Regions from separate parts of the Homo sapiens genome. Here region 1 is linked to region 2. Evidence: chromatin loops called from intact Hi-C (ENCODE). Cell type or tissue: heart right ventricle. All regions are shown on one strand. Links, peaks and the distances in the headings refer to the core of each region. The heading gives the core; the rest is flanking DNA. Region 1 has its middle 70 kb from the start of RMEL3. Region 2 holds the start of ACTBL2 (actin beta like 2).

Region 1 (12,009 bases), core at 2,351-10,350, 160 kb before region 2:
ACTTCACCTGGAAACATCTCTTCCAGTCTTTCTTGTTTACATTTCTCCAACATTTTTGCCTCAGCTTCTTCATCCACTTTCTCATCAGAGAGATCATCATGCACAGACTCCCTTGTAGTCATAGTTTCACATTCCTCCTCTTCTTCATCTTCACACTTTCATGCTGAGATTCCTCCTTCATAAAATCCTCATGTTCTGTATCATCATATTCTTTACCACCTTAGAATCTCCCTTCAAGAAATCCTTTGTCTCACTCAACTCCTCCTCATTGGGCCAGGTTTGCTCCCCCTGCGTTAGATCTGGGATAACCTCTGTTTGTCAGGATTCCTGTCTAGCAGGATCTGCCTTCATTAGGACTTTAAGGTCTTCTTCCATATCATCGACAGTATCCATAGCACAAATCTCTATTGCCATGTCTGGGTCCTTTTGGGATTTAATTACTGTAGGATTTAAAGGGAAAGGGTCCATGGGGTCATCTATGTGTTTCATCTGGAAATCACCACGTCCAGTGATATGCAGCAACCTATTTACATTCAGAGTCTGCCCACGAACATAGCCTGAAATTTCCAAGGTGCCCACCAAATTATTCTCTTCACTAGGAACAAAATCAGCAGTATGGGCAAATAGGTAGGCCTGCTGATCTCGAAAAGCAAGATGCCATTGCTTCTGGTTAGCCAACTGCCTAAGCAGCATCCCTGCCTCCTGTTGAGTGTCTAACAAGAGGAGTTTGTCATCCAGAAAGTGCTTCTCCACTGCTTTACTTAGCTTCTTTCTGGCATCTATTTGTTTCTTCAGTGGGAGGCCAGATAATCCCTGGACAGCTAGTGCTAATGAGGAGAGCCATCCTTGCTACCCAGCTGTCTCTTCTCCGCCAGAACCACCTCCTTCTTCTGCTTTTGGAGCTGACTGGCGGAATGCCTCTGGTCTACTCTGCTGAGTTCTTTTCTCACCTTCTTGCTTAGGGTTTTCAGTGCTAGATGGCCCTTGCCATCCTGCTGTGCAGATCCCCGACCCCGATGCTGCCCACTTTTATGAGCTTTATTCTGCATCTTGAGTGGGCTGGAGTGGTGGGCTGCCATGCTGCAGCTCACGTGTACAGAGTCAGCCCATTGTATTTATTTCGTTTTATTCTTTAATCTTTTTTTTTTTTTGTAAAGTCGGGGTCACACTATGTTGTCCAGGCTGGTCTTGAACTCCTGGACTCAAGTGATCCTACCACCTTGGCCTCCCAAAGTGCTGGGATTACAGACGTGAGCCACCACGGCTGGCCAATAATGTATTGCATATTTCAACATTGCTAAAATAGAGTTTTAATGTTCTCATCACAAAAAAATGATAAATTAGTGAGGCAATGCATACGTTAACTAGTTTGATTGTATCTTTCTATAACATATGCATAGATCAAAACATCACATTGCCTCCTTTTCCACCGTATAGCAGAAGGATGGCACAGACACTTTGAAGGGAACAAATAATACAGAACCAACACACAAACAAATGATTGGAAAACATTGTACTCCATAAATATATACAATAAAATAATTACAAATTAAACAATAAAATGTGGAAGATTTGGATATTATTTTTCTTCCCATAGTTAAAATAATACTCTTTAATAAAAATTGTACAAGCTTTTTTTTTGTGTGAGTTTGTCATATTAGAATTCCCATCTACAGAAGACCAGGGAAAGAATGAAGGTTCTTAGTAGTAAGAGGAAATATAGTCTAGCCCAGCAGCACTCAGAGATCCGGTACTATCTCGAGTACCACTAATCGAGCGGATGCATCCCTTTTTGATAACTATAACTATCCCTCAGTGCCAAAATTTACTGTTTTGTCTAATCTCTGGCCAGCCCAGTTGAGCTAGAGAAAGGTTGTGTTTAAGTGCAGTAAATGCCTCAAAGGGAAACAAGTGAGTTTTCATCCAGGTGGTTCCCCTTTCAGCTGCAACTTAATTTCCTCTCGTTTTTTGCTCCATTGACATAGTAGAGTTATAGTTCGTCCTCAATGCAGTGGTTAACAGTTCAGACTCTAGATTAGACTAGCAAAGTTTGAATCCCAGCAAGTTACTAAACCTTTTTGTGTGTCCTGTTCTTCACCTTTAAAATAAGAATGATAATGCTTGTACCCACCTCATACAGTTGTGCTGACTTAAGTGATTTAATATTTGTAAAGCACATAGAACAGTTTAGGTGAATGGTGAATACTATATTTGGTAAATAAATAAAAATAATGCCTGCCATCTTAAGCTGGAATCTCTAAATTTACACATTAGACTGCAACTAAACAGACTTTGGAGTCTGGAGCTAAATCATAACAGGGAACAGGTATCCTAAAAACGAACATGCATTTACCAAACAGCCCTCAATGTCTCCAGGGCTGATTTTTAACTGCTATTGCAAAGGATTCCACCCTCCCAGGGCCTGCACATGCTGAAGGTATACGACGGCCTGGAAAAAGTGTCAGATGGTTTTCATAAACTTGGCACTGACCAATCATCTACCTTCTTATTCGTTGGGTAGGTGCTAACTGTAAGTTGGGTAAAATAGAAGTTTTACCAGAGCAGGGGGCTGGGACACCACAGAATAAACCAGCAATCCCTCTGACGTGGAGGTGATAATAGCAATTCAGTCAGGAGGTGACAGTCTGGACTAAGGGTGTGGTTAAAATGGCACAGGAGGGGCAGAATCGGAAACAGGTATAAGCTGCAGGCCAGGACTGTCCTTAGGGGCAGTAATGATGGGAGAGACCAAACCAACAGCCCGATTCAATGATGAAAGCTGAATTGGGCATGGCCGCAGAAGGAAAAGTCCAGCACCTGTCTCAGCTCTGGCAGTGGCTCATCCACCTGCTCTCCCTGGAACCTCCTTTTCCACTGTGTAGCAGAGGGATGGCACAGATACTTTGAAGGGAGCAAATAATACACAACCAACACACAGACAAATGATTGGAAAACAATTATACACAGCAATTCTTGCCTACTCTCTTGAGGCCCGAGAAAGTTCAATCAAAACCAGAATTAAAGAATGCCAGTACTGGCCACCACAGGCAGGGGCTCATGGGCTTTGGAATCCAAGAGAGAGAGAGGACTCGTGGATGTCAAACACGTTGCTGACTGCAGAAGTTTCACTTTTTCTTTTATTTATTTATTTATTATACTTTAAGTTTTAGGGAACATGTGCACAATGTGCAAGTTAGTTACATATGTATACATGTGCCATGTTGGTGTGCTGCACCCATTAACTCGTCATTTAACATTAGGTATATCTCCTAATGCTATCCCTCCCCGCTCCCCCCATCCCACAACAGGCCCCGGTGTGTGATGTTCCCCTTCTTGTGTCCAAGTGTTCTCATTGTTCAATTCTCACCTATGAGTGAGAACCTGCGGTGTTTGTTTTTTTGTCCTTGCGATAGTTTGCTGAGAATGATGGTTTCCAGCTTTGTCCATGTCCCTACAAAGGACTGTGCAGCCATAAAAAAGAAGTTTCACTTTTTCACTTTACCATTTTCCTTAAAATTTCCCATGGATGGTATTCTTGGTTTTTGGGTGGAAGAGAGAGAGGGAGAAGGGAAACAGGAAGGAAATATTTCAAGGGGGAGCAAAGTTGAATTAAGACTGGTGGTTGAAGGCTGGCGATGAATGCTCCATCTCTTACTTCTCTCCTTCCATTAATGTCTAAGGGGAAGCAACAGAAAAGGTCGGTTCTGAGTAGGGGAAGCAAAGGCAGAGCAGTCCCGCTGCTGTCATCAGATTTAGCGAGATTTTTGCCCAGCTGTTTGCTGAAAGAAAAGCAGGAAAACGAAGAACCAGAGGGCTCAGGCAGGGCCACTCTGTCTTGAATGGTCTCATTCCTCATTCTCAAAGAGAATCTTTCAGGGGTTAGCTCTTCCTTGAGAATTTCTGCAGCTCAGAAACCTGCCCTTTGAAGCCCAGGGTGGCCACCTTTTTTTTTTTTCTTTAATTTTTTGAGACGGAGTCTAGCTCTGTTGCCCAGCAGGCTGGAGTGAAGTGGCGCCATCTCAGCTCATTGCAACCTCTGCCTCCTGGTTGCAAGCAATTCTCCTGCCTCAGCCTCCCGAGCAGCTGCAACTACAGGCATGCATCACCACGCCTGGCTAATTTTTGTATTTTTAGTAGAGACGGGGTTTCACCATGTTGGACAGGCTGGTTTTGAACTCCTGACCTCAGGTGATCCACCTGCCTCGGCCTCCCAAAGTGCTGGGATTACAGGTGTGAGCCACTGTGCCTGGCCATTTTTTTTTTTGGAAAGGGCAATCTGTGACCCTCCCACTGGCTGCCCTGGGAGGGTTGTCAGCTTTGTTGTCAGGATGTTTTATGTTGGACACTTATAGGTTGAGTTGTGTCCCCTACAATTTATGTGTTGAAGCCCTAACCCTTAGCAGCAGTGAAGGTAACCTTATTTGGAAATAGGATTTTTGCAGATGTTATTAGTTAACATGAAGTCTTTAAGGCAAGCCCTCATCTGCCGTGACTGGTATCCTTAAAAAAAGGGGGAATTTGGACCAGGCGTGGTAGCTCATGACTGTAATCCCAGCACTTTGGGAGGCCGAGGTGGGCGGCTCATGAGGTCAGAAGATCGAGACCATCCTGGCTAACAAAGTGAAACCCTGTCTCTACTGAAAAATACAAAAAAATTTAGCTGGGCGTGGTGGCGGGCGCGTGTAATCCGAGCTACTCTGGAGGCTGAGGCAGGAGAATTGCGTGAACCTGGGAGGTGGAGCTTGCAGTGAGCTGAGATTGCACCACTGCACTCCAACCTGGGTCACAGAGCAAGACTCTGTCTCAAAAAAAAAAAAAGGCGGGCATGGGGGCGAAATTTGAATGCAGACACATACACACAGGGAGAATGCCACGTGCAGATGAAGGCAGAGATCAGGGCGATGCTTCTACAAGTTAAGAGATACCAAGGACTGCCAACACACCACCAGAAGCTAGGAGAGAGAACAAATTCTTCCTCACCGCCTTCTAACCTCCAGAACTCCAGAACTGTGAAACGAGGAATGCCTGCTGTTTTAATCCACCACTTTGTGGTACTTTGTTACAGCAGCCATCGCAAACTAATACAGGCACCAACTTGAAGGTTTGGACTTATTGGAAATAAACAAACTTTTCCCTGGGAGGTGGATCTACTCCACATTGTCCCTACGGACTTATATTTGGCTTTTGCCAGTAACGGTTTGTACAGTGACCCTTGGTGTGGTTCTGCTCCGGATCCCCCTATATCTCTCTGGTGGAAAATTTCCTAGCTGCTCCAGGCTGTGTAGGGGGATCAAGAATGGAGCTCTTTGTTTAGACTTTGCGTGGTGTACATAAATAACGAGCATATGGGGAATTTTCAAGCCAGAGGCATTTCAGAACTAGGCAAGGGAAGAGAGGTTTCATTTGTTAAAGACATTTCCTGTTAAAATTCATCACAAGCTTCTCTACATCCTCCCTTTCCAGTGTCCTGCCCCCTCCCCACACACCCCAAATATGTAAGAGACTTTCTTAGCAGCGTAGGCCCAACAGGATGTTGTGAGAATGAATAAGAAAAAATTAATACATCAAACCAGATGAATGGAAAAAGCTCTGTTTCTTTTTATGCATGTAACTTCAGAACTGTAAAAAGGGAACGAGTAAGAGAATTTCTCATAAGTGAACGTGCTGTTAAGTGTGTCTAAATTGTTTATACAAAGGGTTGCCTTCAGAAAATCACCCCAGTTGTTCCTTTTAGTTATGGGGACATGCACTGAAATTCTACCTTCAGGATTTTAATGGAGACTTCTTTTGTTAGTAGCTTATGTGCCTAGCTGTCCCAGGCTGAAAAGTAGGGGGGTCAAGTTTCAGGTGTAAGAGCTGATCTACTCCAAGCCAGTCCACCCAGAAAGCAGGAGGTGGGCCTGGCCCTGGGGAATAATTTTGGATTCGCTGAACGCAGGGTACCCCACTTAGTTACTGCTATTTCCTATTATCCTGTGGATGCTTGACAGCAACCACATCTATTGGCTCTGTAAAAGCTCTTTTAAATAAAAATATTTCATTAGCTGCCAGGGAATTGGTGAGGCAAGCTGTGTAAAAGGCAGCTCCATTTGCTTGCGTCTGGGAAGGAGGTTGACTCCTGGTTAGCACAAGCATCCCAGTTTCACACCCCATTAACAGGGTGTCAGTTGGATTTCTCCCTTTTAACCCAAACCACAACCCTAGGGAAGCTGGCCAGCCTTCCAGTTGCTTCTGGTGTAGATATTCATGGCTTCATGGTCTGACTTAGTTGAAGTGATTTCTTGCAACAGTTTCAGAAGAGGCACGTCCACATTCAAATGTAACCATAGGAACGTATAGCAATGATAAATGTTCATCATATAAGGATTGCCTTGTATTTTGAATTATGGTGCTTTCTGGACAAACCTCCTGAAGATCAATGTGTATAATTGGTAATTTGCAGTAATATTAGGAAATCAAATAGAAAAAGTAACAAAAAATTACAAAAAGTAACAAAAGAGTAATAATTCCTACTCTTAAAAATATTTCTTAAATGGTAAGGTGCAAGAGAGAATACAGAATATAAAGCATAAAACTGAAGGAAGTCGGATTAGGGTACAATTTATTGAAGATCTACAATGAGCCAGGAAATGCACTAAGTTCTTTACTGTGTATCCTTATCTTGGGAGGAGAGAGAGTGGGGTGGGGGGTGAGGGAGAGAGAGAGAGAGAATATGAATAGATCCATTTGGAGAATTTGTCTTGCATTATTAAAGAAGGGTAATTTATAAGAGTTTCATGAAGTCATTTAGGAGTTTGAGGGGCAACAGAAGAGATGTAATTATGTATCCCAAAACCCTAAACCCAACAATCACATTTTTCTGATTTACAGAAGGTCTAATCCCTGAGTAATGTTTTTAAGGTTCAGGTCCAAACCCTGGCTTTGGAATAATTGGCCTGTTGCCTGGAGTCAGGGCTTCGGCTTTTAGAGGCAAAAACAATAATCAAAAACAGCTTTCAGAAAGATGTCACTCTACCCCAAGCCTACCACAGTGACTTGCACATAGTATGGCCTGAAATAAGAGTTTGCGTAATGGATGAACAGAGGATTTTATATTGAAATGTTGTTTGTAGCAGACAATTCCTATACTTCTTTTTCCACTTGAAGATGATGAAGAGAGACTTGTCTGAATTGCAATAAGAGGAAATAGGTTAGAATTCCCAGCTGCAAGCAGAAATAAATCTTGGTAAGAGCTTCAAGAGGGTTAATGAAGTTCTTTCTGGAGTATCTATGGCAACAGAAAGGCTAAACATGGCCCTGTGTACTATGTAGAAGAATAGGGTAGATCTTTTTTTTTGAGGCAGAGTTTCGCTCTTGTTGCCCAGGCTGGAGTGCAATGGTGCAATCTTGGCTCACTGCAACCTCCGCCTCCCAGGTTCAAGTGATTTTCCTGCCTCAGCCTCCCAAGTAGCTGGGATTACAGGCATGCACCACCATGCCCAGCTAATTTTTTGTATTTTGAGTAGAGATGGTGTTTCACCATGTTGCCCAGGCTGGTCTTGAACTCCTGACCTCAGGTGATCCACCCGCCTCAGGCTCCCAAAGTGCTGGGATTACAGGCATGAACACCGTGCCTGGCCAGATCTTTAAAATCTGCTCCTTACCCCTTTCCTGCGTGCCTTTTCATTTACTACTTTGTGGGAGACACAGCCACCTAGAATTATACTAAATCTCCCGGAATGATGGAACTCTTTCTTTTGGTCAAGATGCTCAGTCTTTTTGAGGACACAAGCATCACGCAGCTGATGTTGCCTGAATTGTGTTATGGTATAAAAAGGATACATATCAGTTAGGGATTGGTTTAGCTGAGAATGAAGGCAAACCCCAAATAAAATGGCATAAACAAAATAGAAATTGAAGAAGTTCAGAGGAAAGTATCCTGTTCATGACATTGTCAGGAGCCACTCTTTCACCTTGTGGCTTCTCTACCTCATGGTCCAAGGTGGTTGCTTGAGCTCCAGCCATCATGTCTACATTCTAGCAAGGAGGAAAGAAAGGTATATTTCATTTTTTTTTTTTTTGAGACAGGGCCTTGCTCTGTTACCCAGGCTGGAGTGCCGTGCCATAATCACGACTCACTGCAGTCTTGACCTCTCCTGGGCTCAGGTGACCTCCCACCTCAGCCTCCTGAGTAGCTGGGACTACAGGCATGTGCCACCATGCCTGGCTAATTTTCGTATTTTTAGTAGCGATGGGTTTCGACATGTTGCCTAGGCTGGTCTTGAACTCCTGAGCTCAAGCAATCTGCCTGTTTTGGCCACCTAAAGTGCTGGGATTATAGGTGTGAGCCACCACGCCCAGCCATATTCTATTCTTACAAGGACACTTCCTAGAAGTTGCAAGAAGCACCTTTGCTTTTATAGTGTTGGCTAAAACTTACACATAGATATCCTACTTTCAGGGAAGACTAGTAATGTGGTCTCTATTTTGGACATTAAGCACTAGTGAAATACAAGGGATTCTATTATGAAGAAAGCAGAGGAGTTTGGTTAGAAGGGGACAACTTGCAGTCTCTACCATGAGGGTAAAACGGGCATCTAAGAGGTTTAAAGACAAGGCTTGTCACCCTGACCATGAAAACATTACTTTCCTTTCTAACTGTTCATTGTTAGCTTCTCGTTTGAAAGCAGGCACCAAAGGGAATCACTCTACACTCACCTTGGTTTTTCTCTCAGTTTTAACTCGATTTTGAAATCCTGACAGTAGGAACATCTTGGCAGAGCCTGAAAGTGTTCACTAGACTCTTGGAGGCAGCCTAGGTTCCCAGGAGAAGAGCACTGCTTTCAAACTCTAATGGAAAAATGCACTGTGAGGCAGGAGGTCTGGGCTAGGGCCTGAAATTCTACATTTCTAACAAGGTCCCTAGTGATGCAGTGCTGCACTGCACAGACCAGGTTTTCAGTGCAAAGATTTAGAGAAAGTTCTCTATGGCTATCTGAGTCCCAGTTTGTAGCAGGATATTCAGGAAGGGATAGTGTAATTGCCCAATGAGTTCTTCTTGCCTGCTGTACAGATAGAGCCTATTCACTGAGACAGTGCTATTGCAGTGGAGAAAGAGCTTAATAAATGCAGACCTAGCCAAACCAGAAGGATGGGAGTCTATTACTCAGAACAGCTTCCCTAAAAGGTCAGAGGCTAGGGTTTTTCAAAGATAGTTTGGCAGGAAGAGGGAGAGGGAATGGAAAATGCTGATTGGTTGGGGATGAAATCATAGAGGTGTGGAAAATGGTCCTCTTGCACTGAGTCAGCTTCTGGGTGGAGGCCTCAGGACCGGTTGAGTCATGAGTCACCAGTCCAGGTAGAGTCAGCTGGTCACCAGAATGCAAAGGTCTGAAAAAAAAAATCAAAAGACCCATCTTAGGTAATACTCTAGTGATGTTATCTATAGGGGCAATTAGGGAAGTTACAAATATTGTGACTTCTTGCAATGGCTGGTTATTGTTTCACTATGCCCACTTTTAGCAGAGTTCAGGCCATCTTGTGGCCTTCCTTTAGTTTTACACAGGCAGTTTCTGTTCCCAAAAAGAAGGGGATAGTTTTGGGAACAGCTATTGTCATCCTTGCTTTAAGGTAAACCATAAACTAAATTCCTTCCAAAGTTAGCTTGGCCTATGCGCAGGAATGAATAAGGACAGCCCAGAGATTAGAAGCAAGATGGAGTCAGCTATGTCAGATTTCTCTTACTATCATAATTTTGCAAAGGTGGTTTCAGTGGGGGTGGTAGTGACCAGTATATCTGTCAGTGGTTTTCATATACTACTGCTCATAAGAATGCCCTTTTGGAGCTTGGTAAAATACAGACTTCTAGGATCCTGACAATCACTTTAAATGTAACAGGTATACAGTATACAGGTATACAGTAACAGATGTCTGATTTTTATAGCAGGCACTCTGAGTAATTTCTGATAAAGGTGGTCAAGGAGCAGCATTTTGAGAAATATTGGTACCCTGTGCCTAGGCAGTCTGTGTGGGTGAGGGTCTCGACCTCTCAGATCGTAAATTTACAGAGATCCTGGTGTTCTGGGATATGTGAGTTTTAGATAGTCTGGTTTAATTAATTAAAGGAGACACATATTGCTAATCTTTGTGGCTCAGGAAAATTTTATCAAAGGTACATTTTCCTCCATTTTGGAGTTAAGGGTTTTGTTCTTGCAGGAAGTTTGAGGGTGTCTTAATCAGCTCAGCTGCCATAACAAAAGGCCATGAATGCAGTGGCTTAGATAATAGACATGTATTTCTCACAGCTCTGAAGAGTGGAAATCTGAGATCAGGGTGCCAACATGGTTGGATTTTGGCAAGGGCTCTCTTCCTGGCTTGCAGATAGCCTCCTTCTACAGCCACCTTCTTGCTGTGTTCCCACATGGCAGAGAGGGAGTGAGTTCCCATCTCTTTCTCTTCTTATAAGGACATTAATCCCATCATGAGAATTTAATCCTCATGATCTCATCTCAACCAAATGGCCTCCCAAAGGCTCCATGTGAAATACCATCACACTAGGGGTTAGGGCTTCAACATATGACTTTTAGCGGAACCCAAACATTCAATCCATAACAGGAGATTCTGCATCACTAAGAATGGTACTGGCTGATTAACAAGAGGTTTGGTGTGGATAGAGGTGGATGTGAGGGCAGGGGCAGGGGAGAATCAGGGAAGGGAAGAAGGAGAAGGGGCGAGGCAGAAGCTGATCTCTAGTGGGCATTGCTGCATGCAGTCATGGTGCTGGCCATTGTAGAGGTGTCACTTCATTTAACATGGTGGAGGTAGTGGGGGGTGTTTCATTTTACCTCAGACATTTGTTTTAATATTCTGTTTGCACATATTAAATATTTAATCTACAAAAGGGTTGGAGGAAAGAAATGGCTTTTCTGATGACCGAGTACCAGGACTCCTTTTTGCCTCTTCATCTTCATACCATGTGCACTGCCTGAAAGGTGTTCTTCCTTCCCATCCTCCTGCCTCCTTCCCATTCCCAGCTCTGCATCTCCAGTTCGGTCTTTGAATCCTCTGTACTAATAAAGGCCTAGTTCAAGTGCTAGGTAGATTTCTCTGTCACCCTTTTCAGGAGTCCCAGATCGTAGCCCCTTGCATGGATTCAATCCTTCATTCATGTGGATTAAGTTTCCCAAGTTTCTGCAATCAGCCTGGGGATTCAGGCCAAACCCCAAATACCAGTAATCCCAAACCAAGCAGTGACTGTGTTCTGAGATTGAAAAGCTGGTGGATGGTTCATTCTCGTTTGGTTGCTTCTCCAGTGCACTCAATAGCTTCAGGACCTGTTTTCCAGGAGATTACCATTCCACCTCTGAGGAAAGAAAAATGTGATCGCCCTAGGGGTTCATTTCTTTTGATCTTTCAGTAACTTAGCAGTCAGCTGGCTCAGTGGGTCTGCATTAGCTTGATTAAAGAACAGGTTGATTCCAGCCCTGGGCTCCAGAGGCTCCATTTCCAATAAGGACACTTCCTTGACAAGACAGCATCCAATATTATAGCTATAAAGATATTTCCTGTCCTTGTCCCCAAAAATGTTTGGAGCTTGATGCTGGTGAGCTCTGTTCTACCAGAACACCAATGTATTGCATTGATCAGGGTTCTTCAGAGAAACAGAACCAATAGGATATGTATCTATATCCCATATATCTACATCTATATCTAGGAAGAAATTTATTTTATGGTCTTGGCTCATATAATTATGGAGGCTGAGAAGTCCCACGATCTGCCATGGGACTGCAAACGGAAGACCCAGGAAAGCTGTTGGTGTAGTCCTAATGTTTGAGAGCTGAAGAGCTGGTGGTGTAGATTCCAGTCTGGGTCTGAAGACCTGAGAACAAAGAGTGGCAAGGGCAGAGAAGATCAATATTCCAGCTCAAGCAGTCAGACAGAGAGTGAATGGGACCTTCCTCTGCCTTTTTCTTCTATTTGGTCCCTCTACAGATAGCACCATGCCCACCCACATTGGGGAGGGCCATCTGC
Region 2 (12,009 bases), core at 1,482-9,481:
GCTGTAATTCCTCTAGTTGGCTGTGCATTCAGATTTTTAGTGCTCATTCTAGACCCACTGCTCTGAGCCCAGGGCCAGGGACCCTATATTTATATAAAGTTCTCTAAATAACTTGGTTGATGAGCCAGGCTAATGATACATGAATAGCATGTTAATCGTATTACCTATGTAGATGTCATTCTTTGATTCTAAAATATAAAGTTGTGAAACAGGCTGTTTCTTCATTAAACTCATCCATAAGTCAGTCAATGTTGATAAAGAGAAGAATATCCCACAACTCTAGGTTTAAGTTTCTGGCATTTTACCAACTTGTTATCTAGAAATTGTAGATTTTATATATAATAAACTCTTAAATTACCACAGTAATTCAAGATTTATAATGCGTAGTTTGCATTATGGGGCTCATATTTTCACCTAATGTTGTGGGGCTCTATAGCTCACTCTCTTGTAAGTTCACATTACCTGTCCCATTTATAGTCTGTGGGTGGGAAGTCATATTTTTTTTTTTTTGGTAATTCAGAATGCAGGTCAGAATGTTTGTGAGAACTACTCACTCTGCAAATGGAATGCATTGCAGCATATAAATCCAAAATATTATGATTATTATTGTTGATGTTGTCTCTGCCTATTAATTACCTGAAGATCAGTTCATCCAGTAAAACCCAGCTTTAAAATTTAGATTATGAGACATCTATATAATGTTAAATGGCTAGCTATCCTTTTTTTAAAATTTGCCTTTTAATGTTTACATGATTAAATGTATGAGGTGCAAAATTGTAACATACAGATGAATAGGTCACACATATAAAAAGAGATGCTATCTGGATCATTCTCTAATTCTAAGGGAATGGTTGAGGAGAAATAACAGGAAATCTAAGTATACAAGTATGAAGCAATTTTAATGTACTGAAAGCAAGTTATATAAAATAAAGTGTTTTTGGAGATTAATTTTGGTTACATGCATTTTAAAGATTATGTTGTCAGATAAAGCCAATAAGGAATAATCAAATTATTTGAAAAGTATTACCTTAAACAAAAAATTCTTACTGATTCCATTTTAAAGATTTATAACATAAGTACAAGTTTCCCAACTAAGAAAAAAAGAGAAGTGATTCCTTCCTCCAGAGTACCTTATAATGCCTGAATAAGCAATCCAAATAAATATTTTAAATTTTCAGAAATTACCCTGAAAAATACAAATAATGCTGATATCCAAATATTCAGAAATCACTGCATAGATTGGAATAAACATACTGGTACTTAAAATTGGTTAATAAATCATCACTGGAGTAACTAAAATATTTTAGACATTATAGGAACATACATTGATATTTTCAAAGATGTTAGTATCTCAGAGACACTTTGCATAAATAAGTATTGCTAGTTACTGGACATAATAAAGTAGAATTATTCTAAAAGCTTTCCAAGGATAAAACTGTGTTAGTATACTGGTAGTAAAATGTATAATTAATAAAGATGCTGCAGCTATATTTTCCCACAGTGAAATCCTTGCACAAGAGAAGTATCTGTAATCCTGGTCTACAGAAATTATTTAAGATGTGCTATTACACTAAGAAATAGAAATAAAATTACCTCTGTCAAATTGTACCATAATGACATTAATTTGATATTATAATATCTATCTCTCTTAAGAATTAGACATTGTCTGTAGTTTTGGTATGAGAAGGTTCAGTAAGAAAGATATTAAAATATAATTTGACCAGCAGAACTCCACTATGAGCTGAAAATTTAGATGATTTATAAACATTAATGGAATGGTGGCTGTCTCATTATGCTTATTTAGTAAGGGAAACAATTAAAATATGTACCTAGTACAACGATGACTTTTGGGAGTAAAGAAATTCACATTAGCTGTTCAGATAGCTAGATACATCAGCATATTTCACAATATATTTTATTTCCCTGGTGCTTATGTATATATGGATATTATTGAACTTTATAATTCATTATCTCCATACAAAGAAGTAAACAAAACAAAGATACTTAACTAGTAAGACACGGCTGCTAAATGCATACGCACCTTTTTTTTTTAAACAAGTTTATACAGCCTGTTCTTGTTAAATATTTTAGCGAGAACTAAGTTTTAAAGCTTGATAATTATAGTTATCCATTCTGAAATGACATTTCTCGTGATTTTACTCCTTGTCACTTATATGTATTTAAGCTGGCCTACCTATCTTTGAACAGTATAGGCAAAGAAAAAGGAATATGGTATTAGAATTCACCTTCACTTGATGGAGAACCGGATGTGGTTATCTGGGTAAGAGCCCAGGTTACTTGGATGGAGAGATGGGTTTGCTGGTTTACACTAGGAAGAGTGACGTATTTACCTCGATTCTACTGAAAGCGGATAAAAGCAGTACCATCACTGTGACCTAGGAAAAGGGAAAATGTAAGCCCACTAATATGGAAGCCCATTCAGAAACATTTTCTGTGAACGATAGGAGGACCAGCCTCATCATATTCCTGCTTACTGATCCACATCTGCTGGAATGTGGACAGGCTGGCAAGGATGGAGCCCCCAATCCAAACAGAATACTTCCGCTCTGGGGGAGCTATGATCTTGATTTTCATGGTGCTGGGTGCCAGGGTTATGATTTCTTTCTGCATCCTGTCAGCAATGCCTGGGTACATGGTGCTCCCTCCAGATAACACGGTGTTGGCATAGAGATCCTTGCGAATATCCACATCGCACTTCATGATAGAGTTGAAGGTTGTCTCATGGATCCCACTGGACTCAATGCCCAGAAAGGAAGGCTGGAAAATGGCTTCAGGGCATCGGAAGCGTTCATTCCCAATGGTGATCACCTGCCCATCAGGAAGTTCATAGCTCCGTTCCGGTGAGGAGGATGCGGCTGCCCTGACCATCTCCTGCTCAAAGTCCAGGGCTACGTAGCACAGCTTCTCTTTGACATCTCGCACAATCTCCCGCTCAGCAGTGGTGGTGAAGTTATAGCCTCGCTCTGTCAGGATCTTCATGAGGTAATCAGTCAGGTCTCTCCCTGCCAGATCCAGGCGTAGAATGGCATGAGGCAGGGCATAACCTTCATAGATGGGCACGATGTGAGTGACCCCATCCCCAGAATCCATCACGATGCCTGTGGTCCGTCCTGAGGCATAGAGGGACAGCACAGCCTGGATGGCGACATACATGGCTGGTGTGTTGAAAGCCTCGAACATGATCTGAGTCATCTTTTCCCGGTTGATCTTGGGGTTCAGGGGTGCCTCGGTGAGGAGGATGGGATGCTCATCTGGTGCCACACGGAGCTCATTGTAGAATGTGTGGTACCAGATCTTTTCCATATCGTCCCAGTTGGTGACCACTCCATGCTCGATAGGATACTTCAGGGTCAGGACGCCTCTCTTGCTCTGAGCCTCATCTCCCACGTAGCAGTCCTTCTGGCCCATGCCTACCATAACGCCCTGGTGTCGAGGACGCCCTATCATGGAGGGGAACACAGCCCGGGGGGCATCGTCACCACCAAAGCCTGCCTTGCACATCCCTGACCCATTATCCACTACCAAGGCAGACAGCTCATTGTCAGTCATGGTGCTGGCTGAGATCTTCCAGACGAGTGAACAGGACAAGTGAATAGACAGTGAGTAAGAGAAAGTGAACAGGCCTAAAACACTCCAGAAATGCTTTCAGACACGGGAGGCTGCACCGGGACCACAGGTATTTAAAGGAACACACTGACTCCGCCCATGTCCTACTCCACCAGTTCCCAGCATTTCTGGATGAGGTCATCTCTGAGGTATTAATGATGGTGATGATTACATAAACAATTAGATCTTTCTACATAAAGAGAAAATTGGCTGCCAAGTGGTCAAATCTCAGGTTCCTGTAATTAGGCAACCCACACATGACCGTCAGCCTGCCTGGTGAGGTCTCTAGATAACTATGATGATGCAGTGGGGGATATAAAAGCAAGATGAAAGAAAGCTGGTGCTAGGTATGGCAACACTGCTGGGAGGAAGGCTCCCTCCTTAGCGTCCCTGAGGATTCACTTTTCCTACACTAGCTTACCTTTTCATTCTTAAGATACTGTTCTGATGAGGGGTCTTACCCTGCAATCTTCACTTTTTCAAGATTTTTGTTTCCATTAGATTCCTAATCCCACAGGGTGTCATCATCGTAGAGACTGTTTTAGTAAATGAAAATAATAAATGGCTAAGGATGGCCTGATGGCTGTAATTACAATGCACTTGTGTCAAGCAAAATGTAGAGATATTTAATAGACTTCTAATCCATCAGAGATCAAGCGAAAGGAATAGAATGATTGCTAAAGTTAACCCATATAGATACTTTTTTCTGATATAAATTTCTAACAACCAAATTTCATTAAACATTTACTGTGTCTAGACATTGTTCATAGAACCAGGTTCATTGGGTCCATGTTAATTGTATAATGACTGAATGTCAACTATTTTGCATGATTTATTAAGATGCAGGTTATAAAAATTTATTTATTTGCAACAACTCTTGAGTTCTGCAACAATGGACAAAATGAAGTGATAAGACAAATTTGAAAAATTATATATTTAAACTAATCCTTAAAACATTTTGATCTTCAAGATACATATACTATATTATAACATTAAACCTCTATGTAGTTATTAAAATCTATACAATTAGAATTATACTAGCTTTCCTTCCATTTCAAGATATATTACACCCTGATCACTTCATAGCAACAATTTGTTTGGGTTCCATGTTTCATATAGAAATACAGACTACCTGAAAAGATGTGTATGATGGTAAAATGTAGGACATCAGCAATGTGTTACAGAGAAATAGCATTTAAGAAAGCTCATTACTTCTGCTCCCCTATGTGTTAGGCGAATAGAATATAATTATCTTTGTGAGCTCTTGTAAAGCAAAGAAATTTTCCATGTCTACATCTGAGTTCTCCAAAATAATCTTTATTTGGGTTCATCATTCATTCATTTACCCAATAAAGCTTGCTTTGTAAGAGGTAGCACAGCCCCTATTTACTGGACAAAAAACACCCTCCAGCTCAAGGCCAGGAGAACTAACCTGAGTCTTTGCCCAGTGAGCCTCTTGGAGAGTCATGGTGTAGCATCAAGCTGTGAGCATCCAGCCCTCTTCTTTGTCTATAGCTTGATATAGATTTATTTTATCCAGTGCTGTAATATGCCTTCAAAACCTTTCTGGTGACAATCAGTCATGGCAGAATGTATGTTTCATCACAAGATCCATGGTTTTGCTTTAGGGCTCACCAAAACAGTCCTTTCCTTTAATCTTTTCTGTAACTGCAAAATTCCTTCTTCAACAGTGTTAAAAACCTTCACACTGAATGGTTTTATGAACTTCCTTGTTATGTAGTACAACCAAGCTTTTGATTAAAACAACATTTTATTGCTATAGGATGGTGCTTCTGGGAATTTTTTAAAATCCCATAACAAACTACATGCACATTTTACAAAATGGAAAAAATGAAATACACATTGTATTTAGCACAAGTCCCCATTTATGAATGCTCCGGTCTGGAATATAAAACAAAGCCAAGTTGGTGGAAATGTTAGTGGAGGAGCCCACATAGTACCAAGTGCAGCCTTAGATCCTACACTTACTAGAGTGCTGTCCTTAGAATCACCTTCAACTAAGGGATATTTGGTACTGAGTCCACACAGCATAACTGATGCCTTGAGAGTGTGGCTGATGTGTGATTTTGCTAGAGACTGTCTAGCCTGCTTTAATTCCGGTGTCCCAGGAGCAAATTTCATCAGTTATGTATTCTTAAAATAAGCTTATGCTCTTCTAATTAACTCTCAATAATGCAAGAGGTGCTTATCACAATTCAACAGCCATTAAAAATGTCATCTGTTGAGTTGGTTAAATTTTTAAAAAGTAGTAAGAATTTGTGTTGAGTAAAACATAGAAAGATGGGTTTACAAATACTGGGCTCTGGAAGCTGTGAGTAGGGAGTACTGTTCTTGGAGGTAACAGACTTTGTAACTGACCAGAATTTACAAATGTTTAATTAATTACCTAAACCTTTAGGGCCCTTCAAGGTTCACTCATGGAAGCCCAGAATATTCTTTTTCTTTTACATTTTGCCTAGTTTGACTATCATGCAGATACACGAAACTAGAGTGAGGTTTAAGTATGGGCATTAAATATGAAGACAACTGGTGGAAGCTACCGTGTCTCCTTGCCTTGTCTTTGTCAACCTTAGACTTTTCAAGCAATCCGCAAACATTTATTAAACATCTCCTATGTTCTGGGCACTGGTGATATATCAATGAATAAAACACAGCCCTATTTTTAAAGAGTTCACTGTCTTGTGGGTGAAAGTCACCTTACCCCAGGCCGACAGGTGGCCGTTTGGCACTGGTATGATACAGCCGGCTTATGTTCTGATAGGGCTCTGCCAGCGCTGTTCCAGTTGTTAAAGATCTTGAATGTCACTCCCAAATACACAGATAACAGGTATACAACACGGGAGATGAGAGAAGGAGCTCAGGGAGACATAGAGGTGGAATGAGGGGCCCCTGAACCTGAGGTCAGGGCAAAGAGAAGGAGAGGCCAAAGGAGATGACCCCTGGGCTGAGTCTCAGAGGATGGGCAGGAGGCTGTCACTGGCCAGTGGAGGTAATATTGCAGGCATGAGCATCACAGCTTGGATGAAACCAGAGAATCAATTATGTGTTTGGAACTAGGAGGCTGCCAGCAGCCAACGGAGGCAGTATTACAGCAGCACCAACAACTTGGATGAAATCAGAGAATCAACTATGTATTTGGAACTAGGTCTCTACACAGAATCAGCAAGAGTTTAGAGGCTTACAACAAGAGTCTGAATCTTCACAGGCATGTGGAAGGAAGAGGAACTCCAGAATTGGGTGTTGCTTTCTCTCCGTAGTACATGAGATCTAAGAAGAGGCTCTTACCCATGGGTCATGGAGGCCCTGTCTTAGTGATCATCTCCTGTCTAGGCTCTCATCTGTTTAACTGAACTGCTGAGATTATGCATTTTAATGAGGCCTCGTTCAGCCTCCCCCCTAGGGATGCAATTTAGTACATGGAGGTCAGCTGCCTGCCTCTCTGTCTTCACTTGGTTCCTTCCTTGTGTACCACACCCTCTTTCCTTCTATCCTTGGCTGATTTTGCACACGTCTACCTCTCTAGTGTGGTGATGCTCTGAGAATCTCTTTCAACTGTACTCTGCTCTTAGTGGAGATTTGTAATGTGTTTCAGAAATAGATACATGAATGTTGTAAGCAGTGTGATTTGTTTTCATTATATACTCATCTGTTCATTCATAGCTAGATATAGCTGACCACTTCTTAAAAGTTAAAAAGCTTATTTATTTTGTGGTTAAATACTGCCTAAGGTTTATATTTCATATTGATGAAATGGCTTAAACATGGTATCTTACGATACCAAATAATCTCTCTGGAGATTATTTGCAGTTTGTAAGATACCATGTTTATCTCTCTGGAAAAGAGAGATAAAATGGTAAAGATAATTACCGTTACTTCTCTCTGGAGAAGTCTCAACATATGGCTTTAATATTTCTTACAAATAGTAAATCCACCAATAATAATTACTGATAGAGCTTATTGTGATTTTCTGTTTGTTTGAATATATAGAACTATGTAAAAAATGGCATGAAAAATCAGAAATACAACAAACACTTCCTCAAGTAAAACCTGACTCACCTATTTCCTGAGGCAGGCATGGGCAGAAAGGAGGAAAAAGTGGCTTTGGTGAGGTACGTCTTGACCAGTTCCAGGATGCATTTGGAAGGAAAATATTAGCATAAGAATCTTTTCATTGGTGCAGTTGACCACAGCTCCCAGCCCCTATCTGGTGTGAGCCCACTGTCTGTGAACAAAACCAGCTTTCACTCCACAGGGCAATAGCGCTCCCCCCGATGGATAAAGGGCCTAACGTAGATTTTATGGCACTTCTTCCTAACTAACTTTTAAAATATGCCATAGATCAGCTTTTGGCTATTTCAATTGACCTGTAAACAAAGTTGTTAAGAGGAAGAACAGATTCCTGTGTGTGGTGGATGAACCTTTGGAAATGCCTTGATTCTAAGGAAAGGGGAGAAGAAACAGTTGTAAAATCGGAAGCATCAATATTCACAGTTCAGCCGTTACTGATGGGAACCATATATCATCCAACACAGATAAGCATCATGTTGTGTTCTGATCCTGAAAGGTGAAGGGGATAACAATAAAAATAGTGATTACGGATCATGTAGTATGTGCCAGTCTCTACGCTAAATCCCTTACACATATCATTTCTTTAGTCTTCATGACAACCCTATGAGGTACCTAGGATTATCATCCCCATTTTAGAAGGAATAAACTGAAGCTTGAAGAGGAAACTGACCAAGGCTATATAGAGCCACCACGGTAGTGTCGGGATTTAGAACCCAAGACCAAGCCCTGAGCCCAATCTCTGCCCAACGATGAGCTAAAAGAAAGGGCACAGGGTACCTGGCTGGCTCCTAGTAAGAGCGGCAGCCAACAAGGACCGTCCCTGTGAAGTCTTTGTATTCCCTGTTGGGAAACAACATCTGAAGTTATCCAAATGCCATCTCAGAGTGAAAATCAGGCTGAATATTGGAATCAAGAGAAGAAAATCAAATAAAAATCTAGAGAACCGTAGCAGGTCCTTCCATGTTATTAATATTAATATCAGGATATCTTACTCTCAAAATGGAGAAAACAAAATGACGAGTTAATGCCTGAACTGAGAAAGAAAGACATTTACAAGTAAAGAGGCAAATCTTCTATTATCTAAAATAAGAAAATAATATGAGAGTGATTTCAGGAGAGGATAGTAGGATAGGCAAGGGGACTATTAAAAAGCAAAAACTAGATCAAGAAGACAGATGCATCCTTTGGATATCAGCCAAGAGAGAATTGCGGCCTGCCAGGTGTCAGCTTTCAGACCCCAAATGGCATTGTCTTCAAACCCCTGGATTTGACCATGACATGCCAAGGTGTGAATAGTAGAAAGTGGAGAAGGGGGCTCTGCTTTAGGAAGTGGGGTGAGCCTGGAGTAATTGAGCAAATCTGATGTCTCTAAAGCAGGCCAAGAGGGGAAGCCAATCCAGATGGACAGGAACCACCAGATTATAGAGGTGAAGGAAGCAAAAGTAGAGAACAGGAAATCAGGTCAAAAGAAAGGCCCTGATGATCAGACCACCGTAAAGAGTATGTCTTGGAGTCGAGAAAAATTCATTTGGGAGCCGAGATAATTCACATTGCATGAGTGACCCAGGGCCTGCAAGGCTTTGAAGGGAAGATCTCACAGAGAGTTGGAGAGGAAATGACTCAATGCAGCTGTGACCTGATACAGACCAGGGCCAGAGAACACAGGTCCTGAAAGGCTAATTTAAATCAATCCAGACTGTCATAAAAGCACAAAGAACAAAAAATGCTTTGCAGTTACTAAGTAATGGTCAGTGTTTATTCTTCATTCCGGTGACAGCTTTGTGTCTGACTTTGTGACAGCTTAGGTATCATGCCGGATTTCCTGCACATTTTCGTGAAGACCATCTAGAAGCCCATGCCTGCTTATAACTGGCGAGATGGGATTATGGCTTGTCAAGCAGCAGAACACACCCAGTGTCTCCTCTCCTACAGAGCGTCTGCTGCTATGGACATGTGCTGCCCTGGGAAAAGTCCACTGAAGGTGGATGATGCAGATGAAAAGGCTACTTCACTTTTGGAAGCTGCCTAATTCACTTCCAGGAGCAAACTTTTTGATCGGTAGGATATGACTCAGTGTAAGTTTTTTTTTCTTTTTTCTTTTTTCTTTTTTTGCCAAGGGAAACAGGGTTTTTGGGGATCTTAGGAGACACAGGTAAGAAATTATTTCAGGTATCTCGAATTAGTAAGGCTTCCTGAGGATATTTTTATTCTACTTTTGCTGACATCAAGGAAGCACTTTATCTCTTTTCAGAGCAAAAATGAAGGGGTAGGAAGGCCCTGTGAGGTGCAGTTCAGGGGAGGAGGGGAACAGAATTTATAAAAGAAATAGGAATCCTAGATGAAAGCAAGGACAACAGACTATTAGGACTTAAAACCTGCTTAATGATGGTTTCCCTTCCTTTAGTTGCCATGTCACCAAGTCCAGGAAAAATAGCACTGAAGAAACTGCAGAAAAGACAATACTAGTATAATATTTGGTCTTAAGGTATCTAAATGCCATCTCAGAGCAGAAACCAGGTGGAATCTTGAAGTCCAAAGAAAAAAACCAAATAAACTTCTAGAGAACCACAGCAGGTTCTTCCATGTTATTAATACTAATATCAGGATATCTTCCCCTTAAGATGGAGAAAAAGATATGCTCAGTTGATGATGCCTGGATGAGAAAGAAAGCCATTCTTTCTGGATTGCTTATTCAGTCCAGATCACAGCTTAGTGCAGAGTACACAGACTGGGATCCTCAGCATGACTATGTTGGCCCACACAACGTCCTACAAACATTTTCAAATTTTTAGTTTTTAATATTTGTAAAATAAGTATATTTTTGAATTCCCACTTCTCTTATTAAAAAAAAATAGAAAGATCAAGCAACACTGAGACCTTATTCCCAAACTAAGCTGAATAGCAGCTACTCCCCTTAGAAGAGGTGCGGATTCTCCATTTCCCCTTGGCCTCCATGTTCCTGTAGCATGGCTCCTATCCAAGAAGGACCACTAATGGAGGCAAGTGAATTCATGTGCAGTAAGCATGCATTTGAGGGTGGAGCATGCATTTCATGTGGAGAAAAGGACAAGTGGGAAGCCGGTGTTCTATGGTCCTTTTTCTTTTGGGGATGGATTGGTATTGGTATCTACAAGAACAGAATATAAAATACTATGTGGCTACATTTCTTTAATCATATGAAAAATGCCGAAATGTAACACTTAGTCTTGTTGATGGAAAGAGTCAGACTGTGTAAAATATTTGAAGAGATTTACTCTTAGCCAAATATGAGTGACCGAAGGCCTGTGACACAGCCCTCAGGAGATCCTGAGAACATGTTCCCAAAGTGGTCAGGGTACAGCTTAGCTTTATACATATTAAGGAGACATGAGACATCAATCAAATAAATGTAAGATGTACATTGGCTCAGTTCAGAAAGGCAGGACAACTGGAAGCGGGGCCTTTCAGGTCATGGGTAGATTCAAAGATTTTCTGGTTGGCAATTGGCTGAAAGAGCTAAGTTATGGTCAAACACTTAGGAATGTCTGGGTTCAGATAAGGGGTTGTGGAGACCAAGGTTTTTTCATGCAGGTGAAGCCAGCAGGTAGCGGGCTTCAGAGGGAATAGATTGTAAATGTTTCTTATCAGACTTTAAGTCTGTTCTATCAGTATTTCCAAAAGGGAAGAGGGTAGAATGAGGCATGTCCGACTCTCCTTCCTATAATGGCCTGAACTAGTTTTTCAGTTTAGCTTTGGGATGCCCTTGCTGAAAGAAGGGGTCCTTTCAGATGGTTGGGGGGTCTAGAATTTTATTTTTGGTGAGCAGTCTTCAGAATTTTATTTTTGGCTTGCAGTCTTTAGGAATTAAAAAGGAATACAATTCAGAAGATTGCAGGGCAGGAAGAGAGGTTCTGTCCCTCTTTGTTTTACTGAGGATGAGATATGGTGGAATGCATTTATGTGACAAAAGGAAGAATTTTAACTAACAATTAGAATAAAATTGCTGAGAATATAATAAAATAAAACTGTTTTCTGGTTAGTTGTTTTGTTGCCACTTTGGAGAGAAAACTCAGAGGTCTGGCTCCTAGCATTTGTTTCTGTTTCTGTCTCTGGTAGAATGGGGTGAAAGAGACTGGAACAGGTTTTTAAATGATGTTATCACTTCTGGGGACTTTGTCTAAATTTTATTTCTTTTATTTTTTAGCAGGAGGGCTATCTTTATGAAAGAAATAGAAGCATTTTGACTTCTTCAGATCATTTTCCTCTGAAACTGGGTTCTTTGAAGCAGGGCACCCAAAGATGCCATAATATAAG

Evidence for each region. Hi-C counts contacts between places; a loop is a spot of excess contacts. Peaks named below come from ENCODE experiments on the same cell type or tissue, not always from the same donor. Only the 100,000 strongest peaks of a DNase experiment are listed, where the experiment ranks them.
Region 1: it touches region 2 in a loop (2.4-fold over the local background); 11 of 110 quality-filtered maps call a loop at or near these places.

What each region holds. Positions count from the first base shown.
Region 1 is chr5:57,318,942-57,330,950 of GRCh38, forward strand. It overlaps the pseudogene LOC100288510. Among named protein-coding and RNA genes, the nearest start is that of RMEL3, 70 kb to the right of the region's middle. RefSeq lists an enhancer at 8,590-9,789. In heart right ventricle, for the core only: no CTCF peak of the experiment used is centred there; a DNase peak (open chromatin) is centred at 6,179; H3K27me3 peaks cover 531 bases.
Region 2 is chr5:57,479,138-57,491,146 of GRCh38, forward strand. It overlaps ACTBL2 (actin beta like 2), which reads right to left and starts at 3,674. Exons shown (of 1, transcript NM_001017992.4): 1 at 881-3,674. The coding sequence starts at 3,570. The coding sequence ends at 2,440. The region is part of intron 1 of RMEL3 (enriched in melanoma 3); the gene reads left to right. In heart right ventricle, for the core only: no CTCF peak of the experiment used is centred there; no DNase peak of the experiment used is centred there.